2 separate regions of the Homo sapiens genome follow, and region 1 is linked to region 2. A link is a contact called in ENCODE Hi-C or POLR2A ChIA-PET data. All regions are on one chromosome and are shown on one strand. The core of a region is the stretch at or near the end of the contact, and the rest is flanking DNA. Distances in the headings are between cores, read along the strand shown.

What was found. A loop is a pair of places that touch in the nucleus more often than their neighbours do. ChIA-PET counts read pairs that join two places held with the same protein, here RNA polymerase II (POLR2A). Pooled maps may share reads with other maps.
Region 1: a pooled map shows a loop between it and region 2 (8-fold over the local background). The contact joins two enhancer-like sites. A Hi-C loop is called at or near these places in 3 of 50 pooled maps. POLR2A ChIA-PET finds 5 or more read pairs at or near these places in 2 of 52 experiments (activated T-cell and naive thymus-derived CD8-positive, alpha-beta T cell).

Annotation. Positions count from the first base shown.
Region 1 is chr3:177,535,181-177,540,854 of GRCh38, reverse strand. LINC00578 (long intergenic non-protein coding RNA 578) reads right to left here. Exons shown (of 4, transcript NR_047568.1): 2 at 1,362-1,460. Among named protein-coding and RNA genes, the nearest start is that of LINC00578, 96 kb to the right of the region's middle. Within about 2 kb of position 1,659, at least 9 of the 41 ENCODE cell types and tissues checked have a DNase peak (open chromatin) inside an H3K27ac peak, as active enhancers do.
Region 2 is chr3:177,297,711-177,303,170 of GRCh38, reverse strand. All of the region lies in intron 1 of LINC00501 (long intergenic non-protein coding RNA 501), which reads right to left. It also overlaps the pseudogene ASS1P7. Among named protein-coding and RNA genes, the nearest start is that of LINC00501, 6.0 kb to the right of the region's middle. RefSeq lists an enhancer at 2,898-2,987. Within about 2 kb of position 2,915, at least 10 of the 41 ENCODE cell types and tissues checked have a DNase peak (open chromatin) inside an H3K27ac peak, as active enhancers do.

The DNA of each region.
Region 1 (5,674 bases), core at 410-2,909, 240 kb before region 2:
TCATTTGCCCTTTCTGAGCCTCAGTTTCCTCATTGTAAAATGGCAAAAGTAATATGTGAAATGTCTTGGGAATTAAAGTGCCACTCAAATGTAGGAGATGATTAGTAACAGAATCATAGGACAGTTTTCCATTGAGCCCAAAGGTACGAGCAGCACAGTCCCTACCTAATTTGGTGCTATGGTGCAGCTATGGCTAAGAGTCGATGCAAATGGAACCCTCATGGGTGTTACCAACTGTATCCTCGCAAGAGTAGTTTTCGTCTCCCTGCACCTTAGGCCTTCAGAAATGAGTTTTTCCAAATATTGTTTGAAATCACAGAAAGAATTCACAACCAGAGTATATATACCTGCTTCTTTGAATAAGTGCTTCTTCTCTTACAAGCACTGAATCTAAGATCTGAGGCTAAAGATGGGTGAAACTCTTCCTCATACTCTCTAGGGATAAAGTAGTGGCATTCTTCATGTAAAATGGACTCTCTCCATTGGCCCCATGTAGTATAATGTTCAGATTTACAAATTTGTATTTTATTCCCTCCAATGAATGCATAGCAATATATAATACAGATAGATCCAGTTAAAGACACTTTCAGACCCTGAGTGACTGAGTTTAAAAAGTCAAACACAGAAATTAGACAAATGATATATGTGAAGTAAAGAGAATTTGGAAGCATTGATCAACAAAGAGGATATATTAAATATAGAGATGAAGAAAAGTAACTTGAACTGAATGAAAGAACAATGAAAATGTTACACAACATTTTAAAAGAGGCACCAATGACAAACATTGGTTGAGTAAATAATTATCTTAGGGAAAAAGTCAGGAGAGCACCTTAATTAAATTACTTAATTTAATTAAAGAGTTTCATTAACTTATTAAAACCTTCAAAAATCCATGGGTTTCCTCTAACAAAGCCTGCTGAAGCCCACTGTGGGCGGGATGCTGTGCTCTCAGTGGAAGGGTAATGCCAGAGAAGAAGATGGAGGAGAACTGGGTTTGAGCCCCAGTGTTATCCTTTGCTGCAGGACTTTAAGCAAGGTGCTCAGCTTCTCTGGGTCTGGTTTCTACAACTGCAAGATGTGTGATTAGACTAGATTAAAAGTAGCAAACTGGAGATCAAAAGGCTGCTCTCCAAATGAACCATAACAAAAACATTTTGGAAACTACATAAAAATCAAGACTGCTGGATTTTCCTGAAAAGTTAGAGTAGCCCCTCACTTTGGTTAGCCTTACTGTACGCAATAATAGGCTGGAGCTGATTGTCTTTCTGCCAGGGGAAAGTATAGTTCCCTAGTGGTATGTGGAGTCAGCAAATGTCTGCTTACACAATTACACTTTGCCCTGCTTCACTCACTTAAATTACCTGCCCGGGCCTGGGAGCATTTACATTTGTACCACTGAATAGCTGTTCTCCATCATCCCATTTGGTCTTCAGACTCCATAATCCTTTAAAGCTCTGCACCTGGAATGAAAAATCCAGCACAGTGAATTCTCGTCTTACTCTCTAATTTCAATCATCCCACCAGTTGGAGAAAAGCACTTAGAGATTTGGATCTAGAAACTGAAACGTATGTACTGATGGTCTGAAAACTCTTTAAAAAATAAACTAACCACCTTCCACCCCTCACGTGTCACTGTGGTATTTACTTTAGCTTCCTGTTCATCCGCTTTGCTTCCTGTCCAAGTTGATTTCTGCTTTACAGTCAAATGTACAAAGACTTTCCATAGTAATCAATTTCAAAGCATAACATTAATCTTTTTCACTTGAACCAAACACTTCAGAAACCTAAAATGCTAACTTAATGAGAATAATACCTGGATGCCAAAGATGGAACCCTTGAAGCTTTTTAAACAACTAAAGGATTTCCTGCAAACACTAAATCTTGTCTCTTACCCCTTTTTAAACCACTTCCATAAAAGGAAATATATTCTATTTTGACCAGACCGAGCACAAACACAAGGTTAAAAATGTTTGCCTGACACTTTTCAATACCCCTGCTTTGAATGCAGCAGTTTGTTTTGCTGCCGTATTTCTTTCAAATGATGTGCTTTGTGAGAATTCTAGATTCATCAAAATACCTATAAGCAAAGTTTTTAGTAGAAAGCGTTAGCTAGCTGCTTGCATGCTTTTGAATGTGAGAGATTTTCCCATATGTTGCCATATCATTTAGATTATATCTAAGTGATGCCAAAAAACTGGAGGAAAAGAGGGAGATTCTATTATCTATGTTTTATCTGCAAGTCACCAAACAGATAGCTGTTTCAGATCACCCAGCTGTGTGGCAACATATAGCTAAAACATCTGGGTGATTAGCTGAATTACTCATTTTCATCAAGACATTTTGTTCTCCTATAGACAATATCTGAGCTGTACACATGGATGTGTACAGTATATGCGTGTGTTTACCTATGTACATGTGTCCCTAAGATGACAAATTTAAGCAATTGTTTTAGACACAAAATGCAGGGTGAGATCTCCCTTCATCTCCTGCTGGACGATTCTAACAACCAATGGCTCTTTTCCATCTATGCCTGCCAACCCTGAATCAGGCCAAGGAGCAAAGCTGGGAGGTCAACCCAGGCAAAGCCAGCAGAAAAGGGCTGTACTTCCCTTCTTTGCAATCCCAAGCCAAGAATTGCTGACCCTGAGTGTGCACACAAATTGCTGGTAGATGAGGCATTGGGGAATGCAGCAGGGGCGGGAAGAATCACAAAATAATAGAAAGCTACTATTTAAAATGTGCATATTCGGTACAAGGCTCTAGGCTAAATGTCTTTACCTGCATTGTCCCATTTGATTCTCACAATAACTCTTTAAGGCAAGAACTATTATTCTCACTCTCCTACTTTTTTTTCTTTGGTTTTTTGGTGGTGTTTGTTTGTGTTTTTTTGTTTTTTTTTTTTTTTTTTTTTACAAATGAGGAGACTCAGAAAAGTTAAGTAACAAGCAAGTGTCTGTATTTGAAGGCAAGTTTGTCTGACTTCCAAACACACCTCTTAGTAATGCAACTACACTGCTTAGTCTGGGTTGCAGGTGGCCACCCTCCTCAAAGTGACACTGGAGCACTTTCAAAGCATGTCATCCCAGGCTGAGATGATAGTCCTGGTTAAGCTCCCTCCCCACAAGATTATAAAGTAGAGTAATGGTGACAACTGCCCCTGTGCTGATCCAAAGCTTCACTACTGAAACCTTAGTTAATTCCCTAAAATCTTTGAGCAGGGTTCGGGAGGAAGAGGGAACCAAAGTTACGCAGTCTTCACAATAAAAATACATGCCATTTGAATCACTAAAGTGGGCAAGGTATAATTTATACTGTTATATTTCAAGCTGACTAGTTCCTGTATTTTCTAACAAGTCCAGTCTCAAACATTCTCTCTCTCATTGTCAATCTATCTATTTTGATTTGGGGTTTATAAAATTAGACTGCTGAACTCCCATGGTAGACTGTGACCTCATCTACCATCTTGGTATGTTACAGTTATTTGAGTTATGGATGGCTGCAATTATTTTATTAAATATATGCTCACTATAGCACTTTTAATATATGGCCATTAAATATTGTGCTTAAGGGGACACTTCTCCCGGAAAAAAAAAATGCATGTTTTTTATTCTTGGAATCTGGGCAGGAATGATATATCACATCATGGTACCATGAGGCAAACAATAGAAGATATTGAACACAGAAAACTTTTGAAACTAAACAAGCAAATAATTGTCATCCCAATTATTTCATTATGGCTGACAATAGAATGACACAAAAGACTGAGTGAGTGGCTCCCAGAATGGCATGACAATCATAAAAGACTCAAGACACAAAGAGACAGCAGAATTCATACAATATGCAGTGTACAGTAAAACCTTGTTATTCTGATCACAGATCTTTTTCCCCGAGTAGTATGTAATTCAAAACAATTCCCACTCCTCAACTGCCTAGACAGTCTTATTGTTAGTTTATTAAAATACGAGCTCATTTTAACCTGGCTAATTCAAGTCAAATTTTGCCAGCCCCTTACATGGTAACTAATGAGATTTTACTTCAACTCTGTTTCATCTCCTGGCCTCTGACTACTCCCAAATTAGTTTCACAAATGCAATTGTGCAGAGTAAAAGAAAACCACCATACTGAATGGTAATAACACATGTGGAAAAATATATGTTGAATAGCTGTTCTTTCATGACTTTCTGAGTTCTCTGCCCTTTTTAAAATTTCCCTTATGTTTATATATTAAACTATAATCTGAATGTACTCAAAGCATGTGATTTATAGAAAAAGAGAAGGAAAGAGAGGAAGAGAGATTTAAAGTTTTTCACTGCTAAGAAAAACCATTAGTATCTAATAATAATAATATATCATAATAATGCAATGTATTGGCACTGACTACATGCAAAAAAATTTTAAATATTTTATAGAGTCTTCACAGTAACCATAAATTCAGTACTATAAGCCTTCTTTTGTTGATGAAGAGAGGCACAGAAAGGTTAAGCAACTTGCCCCAGGCCATGAAGTTGTAAGTGGCCAGCGGCTGGACTCAGGGTGAACAGCAATTTAGGCCTCTGGTTAGGAGGACAAAGATGAGGCTGGCCAAGTCCACATGCTGAGCTCCATCTTCCTTCCTCCCACCTTCACTTGACTCTCCCAGCACCACCACCATCACAGGCCACGGAAAAGCTGAACCTCTAGATGACCTGTTTCATCCTCAATTTCCCGTACCCCAAAACATTAGAGAATTCCCAAATCCCCAAACAATAATGATCCCTTTTCCAGCCAGCACTTCAAGAACAGGAGAGAAGGGGCAAGCCCCCCTGAGTTCTGAGTCCCGCAGGTACCTCGGCCCCTCACTGCCAGCAGCCAGGGAATTTGTATTCTATTGGGCTGGTTGTTTCCAGCTGTCACAGTCTGCTCTAAAACCTGTGTTTGTTCTACTGCTAAGAATTTCAATGCCACCCCAATAACCCTTTTCCTCAGCATAATTTGGATAGGACACAAACTGTCAACACTACATGCCTGGGTTATTCCATGAGCATAGTGGATGCTCCGGTACCTGTTCATATTTCTCTCACCAGGTCAACATGCCCAGCTCCCAGCTTCTGTGGCTGTGGTCTGCAAAAGGCACACAGCTGTATCCATTGCAGAAGAATTGCATCCTGCCTAATGGGCCTGCCTCACCTTGGAAGTTAGGCCAGTGGCCAATGACTGACTACCTCAGACACAAAGCTGACCCCTTGCATTAAAGGGCCACCAACTTGATGGTGCAATTTGCTATCCAAAGCTCCCTAGAAGTCCAAGATAACGCTAGGCTCCAGCCGAAAACGCATCCTTCTTACCCTTCTTCCCCTGACCTCGTACTTCCCTCACTCCCCTTCTCCTGTGGGCACCTGCTTAATGAATCATGTATACCAGACTCCTGTCTCAGGCTCTGCTTCTAGAAACTAAGACAATCTCAATGCTCTCCCAAACCCAGGACTGTTCATTTCAGTCCTATCCTCTGACTCCAGAACATCCTTCCTCTAAGAACTTCCACTACTCTCAGGATCCTACATCATCTTCCTTCTATCTAGAAACTCCTCAGCTAACTCACTCCAAACTTTATACAGCTGTCATGGGGTATTTTCAATCACCATATAATGTTTTTCCTACCTATAGAAGTAGAAAATATTCATAACCTATAATCATT
Region 2 (5,460 bases), core at 1,666-4,165:
ATTCAGTCATGGCATCTTTCTAGTATAAAGACCATAACAGATAGTTTTAAACATAAAAGAACTAGGAATATCACTGAAGTGCCCTTCTTGAAAAAATATGTGACAATGAAATCTAAACAAATAAAAGGTGAATCAAAGTAAAGATCAGAGAAGCTATGGTACAAAGACTGGTGGGGAACAACACTTCCACTTAAACCAAGAAGTTATACTAAAACAATGAAAACTATGATTACAGAAAGTAAACACTGTAAATCTGGATAACTTGAAAATAATATAACTAACAGCCAGTGAAGACGGGCAAAGAGAAGATGGAAGAGTATTAATGTTCACACTTTATACTACCTAAAATTGAGGGGAAAATATTTTTATTTTTAAAATTATTTATTTTATTTTATTTTATTTTATTTTTTTGAGACACAGTCTCACTTTGTCACCCAGGCTGGAGTGCAGTGGCACTATCTCGGCTCACTGCAACCTCCGCCTCCCAGGTTCAAGCAATTCTCCTGCCTCAGCCTCCTGAGTGGCTGGGATTACAGGCATGCACCACCACACCTGGCTAATTTTTGTATTTTTAGTAGAAATGGGGTTTCGCCATGTTGGCCAGGCTGGTCTTGAACTCCTGACTTCAGGTGATCCGCCCGCCTCGACTTCCCAAAGTGCTGAGATTATAGGGGTGAGCCACCACGCCCAGCTGGAAAATACTTTTAAATGTTCTTCACAACCTCTTTTATAACTTTAGAGGGATAATTTAGGAAATATTTCTTGGGGAGGAGAAACATTTTTTTTTGAAGTCCAACAATTCCTCCAGTTATGTTTCATTTTATTTTTCTTCTACTGAATTCAACAGTTTTTATTGAGAAACAGTACTTAGGCCATGATGACATTTTTATACAATATCACTATTTGAGTGCATGCATAGAAAGAGGCAAGTCCCTTCGGTGTTAACTGTGGCAGTGTCTAGGTGGTGGTATTTTAGGTGATTCACATTTACTTTTCATTTTTACTTTCCTAAATAGTTTGAATTTTTTTTTTTTTTTTTTTTTTTTGAGACGGAGTCTCGCTCTGTTGCCCAGGCTGGAGTGCAGTGGCATGATCTTGGCTCACTGCAACCTCCGCCTCCTGGTTTCAAGCGATTCTCCTGCCGCAGCCTCCCGAGTAGCTGGGACTACAGGCACACACCGCCACGCCCAGCTGATTTTTTGTATTTTAGTAGAGACAGGGTTTCACCATTGTTGCCCAGGCTGGTCTCGAACTCCTGAGCTCAGGCAATCCACCCGCCTCAGCCTCCCAAAGTTCTAGGATTACAGGCGTGAGCCACCGTGCCTGGCCAGTTTGAATTATTTTTTAAAACATTTAAGCGGTTTAAAAAAAAAAATGCTAGACACTAAAATGCAAATTACCTAATATATACCTAACCGTTCTTTGTTTTTCTAAAATAAATTTTCAATTTCTAAAAATATCAAGTTGCCCCCTAGCTATCTAATTGCTATCAAATATTTGATGCAGTGCTTACAAAAAAAATGATGCAAAATTATTTCATGCACCTTTGCCTGTACTCTCTCTCAATGGAAGAGAGCTAGAGAATCTTAGGAAGGAAGAAAGGAAAAAAATTGGCTGGGCACGTTGGCTCATGCCTATAATCCCAGCACTTTGGGAGGCCAAGGCAGGTGGATCACCTGAGGTCAGGAGTTCGAGACCAGCCTGACCAGTATGGTGAAACCCCGTATCTACTAACAATACAAAAATTAGCCAGGCATGGTGGTGTGTGCCTGTAGTCCCAGCTACTCAGGAGGCTGAGGCAGGAGAATCACTTGAACCCGGGAGGCAGAGGTTGCGGTGAGCCGAGATCATGCCACTGCACTCCAGCCTGGGTGACAAGAGTGAGACTCCGTCTCAACAAAAAAAAAGGAAAAAAAGTAAGCCTTTTACTTTCTCCCACTTGAAACATACATGACTGCAGTCCATTTTACCTCCAGAGTAAATAAGTAAAAATGACCCAGACATTATCTTAATGAGGCAGAATTCATATAAGTGTGGGCCATGGTAGCAGGTTTGAATACTGACTCTCATTTCTAGGTCTGAATAGAAACCTCGGTTTAAATACTGACCCTTTGAAATCTAGGCTTGAATATTGACTCTCATTTCCTGGCTGTGTGACCTTGGCAAGTTCTTCTTTCTGATTCCCAGGGCATATGGCCACAGAACATGGTACATGATGGCAAGAATTAAACAGACAACATGTGTAAATAAATTGGTACGTATTAGGTCTTTGGTAAATGGTAGCTATTATTATTTTCAAAATAATTATTTCATTAAATTGAAAGAAGGGACTTGGAAAGACAATCAAATTAGAAAACATTCTGGAAACCTCTCCAAAGGCAACTTTTCCCACTTCCACGGCATCTATTACCTTTTTCGTGTCTACGGCAGGAGTGTGAGGGCCCTTTCCAGGGGAGCTGAGAATGGACAGTTTCAACAATGAAAAGTGGTAGTAGAGTCTCTTTCCTTCTCGGTACTATGTAGACCAACACAAAGCCTGGCTCTTTCTGGACTCAAGTAGAAAGGAGGTCTCTGCTCATGATTTCATGGTATCAGCTTTGTAGCATGCATCTGGATTAATTTTTATGAGCCCTTAGAGTATATCATTTACCAAGTTGTACGTGCAAGCAGGTTGCCTGACTTCCCAGAAACTAGGTTCACGAGATAGTGCTGAGCCTTTCCGGGTGAATGAATGACCAGAATGCAAGACCCTCCTAGCCCTTCACTGAACCGTGGCTCTCGAGGGTGTAGTTCTGCATGTATCACTGGGCTGCAGAAATGCTTTCCAGTCCAGCTCACAGCGCTATGCACACAGCTCCTCCTTCTCCATCTGAGGAGGGCATTTATAGGGCACACACAGCTGTCCAAAGAGGAACAACTCCTTCAGCAGCGCACTTTAGGCTTGGCTTTTGTGAGAGAAGAATAAACATGAGCTTTGTGGAAGTTAAAGATAAGAAAATACTGCGTCCTGGCTACAGGTCCAAGTCCAATCTCTTACACTCACAGAGCCCATCCTTTGAGTCATCAGCACAGAGCTTACCAGTCCTTACCAGTAAGGGCATTCTCTCAAGAATCTCAGGCTCTAATTCTAATCCTGAGTTAGGCTAGACAGCACACTTGCCACCCCCCACTTTGGTGTCAGGAGCTGATGTGCCAAATGTATATCAGGTCCTTAATTGCTGGGATGATTTTTTCACATTCACTTTTGGATCTTTTTTATCTTTTTCTTTTTTTTTTGAGACAGAGTCTCGCTCTGTCTCTCAGGCTGGAGTGCAGTGGCATAATCTTGGCTCACTGCAACCTCTGCCTCCCAGGTTCAAGCAGTTCTCTGCCTCAGCCTCCCGAGTAGCTGGGATCACAGGCACCCACCACCACGCCTGGCTAATTTTTTGTATTTTTAGTAGAGACGGGGGTTTCACCATCTTGGCCAGGCTGGTCTTGAACTCCTGATCTCAAGTGATCCACCCTCCTTGGCCTCCCAAAGTGCTGGGATTACAGGCGTGAGCCACCGCACCCAGCCTGGATCTTTATCTTCTATTATTTTGAGAGGATGGAAAAGCAACGTACAAATGCACTTTATAGCACTCTATCAGGCACTCTGAAAAAAAATGTGAACTCTCAGGCCAGGCGCAGTGGCTCACGTCTGTAATCCCAGCACTTTGGGAGGCCTAGAGGGGCAGTTCACTTGAGCCCAGGAGTTTGAGACCAGCCTGGGCAGCATAGCAAGACCCCATCTCTATAAAAAAGAAAAAAGTTTTCTAAATAAAAATTATAAAGTAACTTAAGAGTATAGTTTGATTGTTTGTAAGCCAGGTGTGGTGGTTCACACTTGTAATCCCAGCACTTTGGGAGGCCGAGGCAGCTGGAGCACCTGAAGTCAGGAGTTCAAGACCAGCCAGGCCAATATGGTGAAACCCCATCTCTACTAAAAATACAAAAATTAGCCGAGTGTGGTGGCGCACACCTGTAATTCCAGCTACTTGGGAGGCTGAGGCAGGAGAATCACTTGAATCTAGGAGGCAGAGACTGCAGTGAGCCAAGATCTTGCCACTGCACTCCAGCCTAGGTGACAAAGTGAGACTCATTCTCAAAAAATAAATAAATAGGCAGGGCATGGTGGCTCACACCTGTAATCCCAGCACTTTGGGAGGCCGAGGCGAGCGGATCACCTGAGGTCAGGAGTTCGAGACCAGCCTGACCAACATGGAGAAACCCCATCTCTACTAAAAATACAAAATTAGCCAGACGTGGTAGCTCATGCCTGTAATCCCAGCTACTCGGGAGGTGAGGCAGGACAATCACTTGAACCCAGGAGGCAGAGGTTGCAGTGAGCCAAGATCACACCATTGCACTCTGGCCTGGGCAACAAGAGCGAAACTCCATCTCAAAAAATAAATAAATAATAAATAAAAATTTAAAAATAAAAAATAATAATTGGATTGTTTGTAAAACAAAGAAAGGATAAATGCTTGATGTGATGATACCCCATTTAACTGATATGATTATTATGAATTGTATACCTGTATCAAAATATCTCATGTATCTCATAAATATATACACCTACTATGCACCCACAAAAATTTTAAAACACAAAATAAAATGAACCAAGGACTTTAGCAGATGCATCACTAAAGAAGATTTAGGCTCTATCACCTGCCACCACTGCCCGGGCCCAAGTGGTTCACTGAGCTGTGAAGACAGATTCCAGACGCTGGGAACTCACGCCTCCAATCCCAGACGCTGTGTCCAGCAGAGGCTCCATGGTTCTGGCCTACAGTGGCAGCCTGGACACCTCCTGCATCTTTGTGTGGCTGAAGGAACAAGGCAATGACATCATTGCCTACCTGGGCAACATCGGCCAGAAGGAAGACTTCAAGGAAGCCAGGCACTGAAGCCCGGGGCCAAAAAGGTGTTCACTGAGGATGTCAGCAGAGAGTTTGTGGAGGAGTTCATCTGGCTGGCCATCCAGTCCAGTACACTGTATGAGGACCACCTCCTGGGCAGCTCTCTCCCCAGGCCCTGCATCGCCCACAAACAAGTAGAAATCACCCAGCAGGAGGGGGCCAAGTGTGTGTCCCATGGCACCACGGGAAAGGGCAATGATCAGGCCCGGTTCAGCTCACCTGCTACTCGCTGGCCCCCCCAGATAAAGGTCATTGCTCCCTGGTGCATGTTCGAGTTCTACAATCGGATCAAGTGCCTCAACGATCTGATGGAATATGCAAAGCCACACGGGATTCCCATCCCAGTCACTCCCAAGAACCCGTGGAGCATGGATGAGAACCTCATGCACATCAGCTATGAGGCTGGAATCCTGGAGAGCCCCAAGAACCAAGCGCCTCCAGGTTGCTGCACGAAGACCCAGGACCCAGCCAAAGCCCCAACACCCCTGACATTCTCAAGATCGAGTTCACAAAAGGG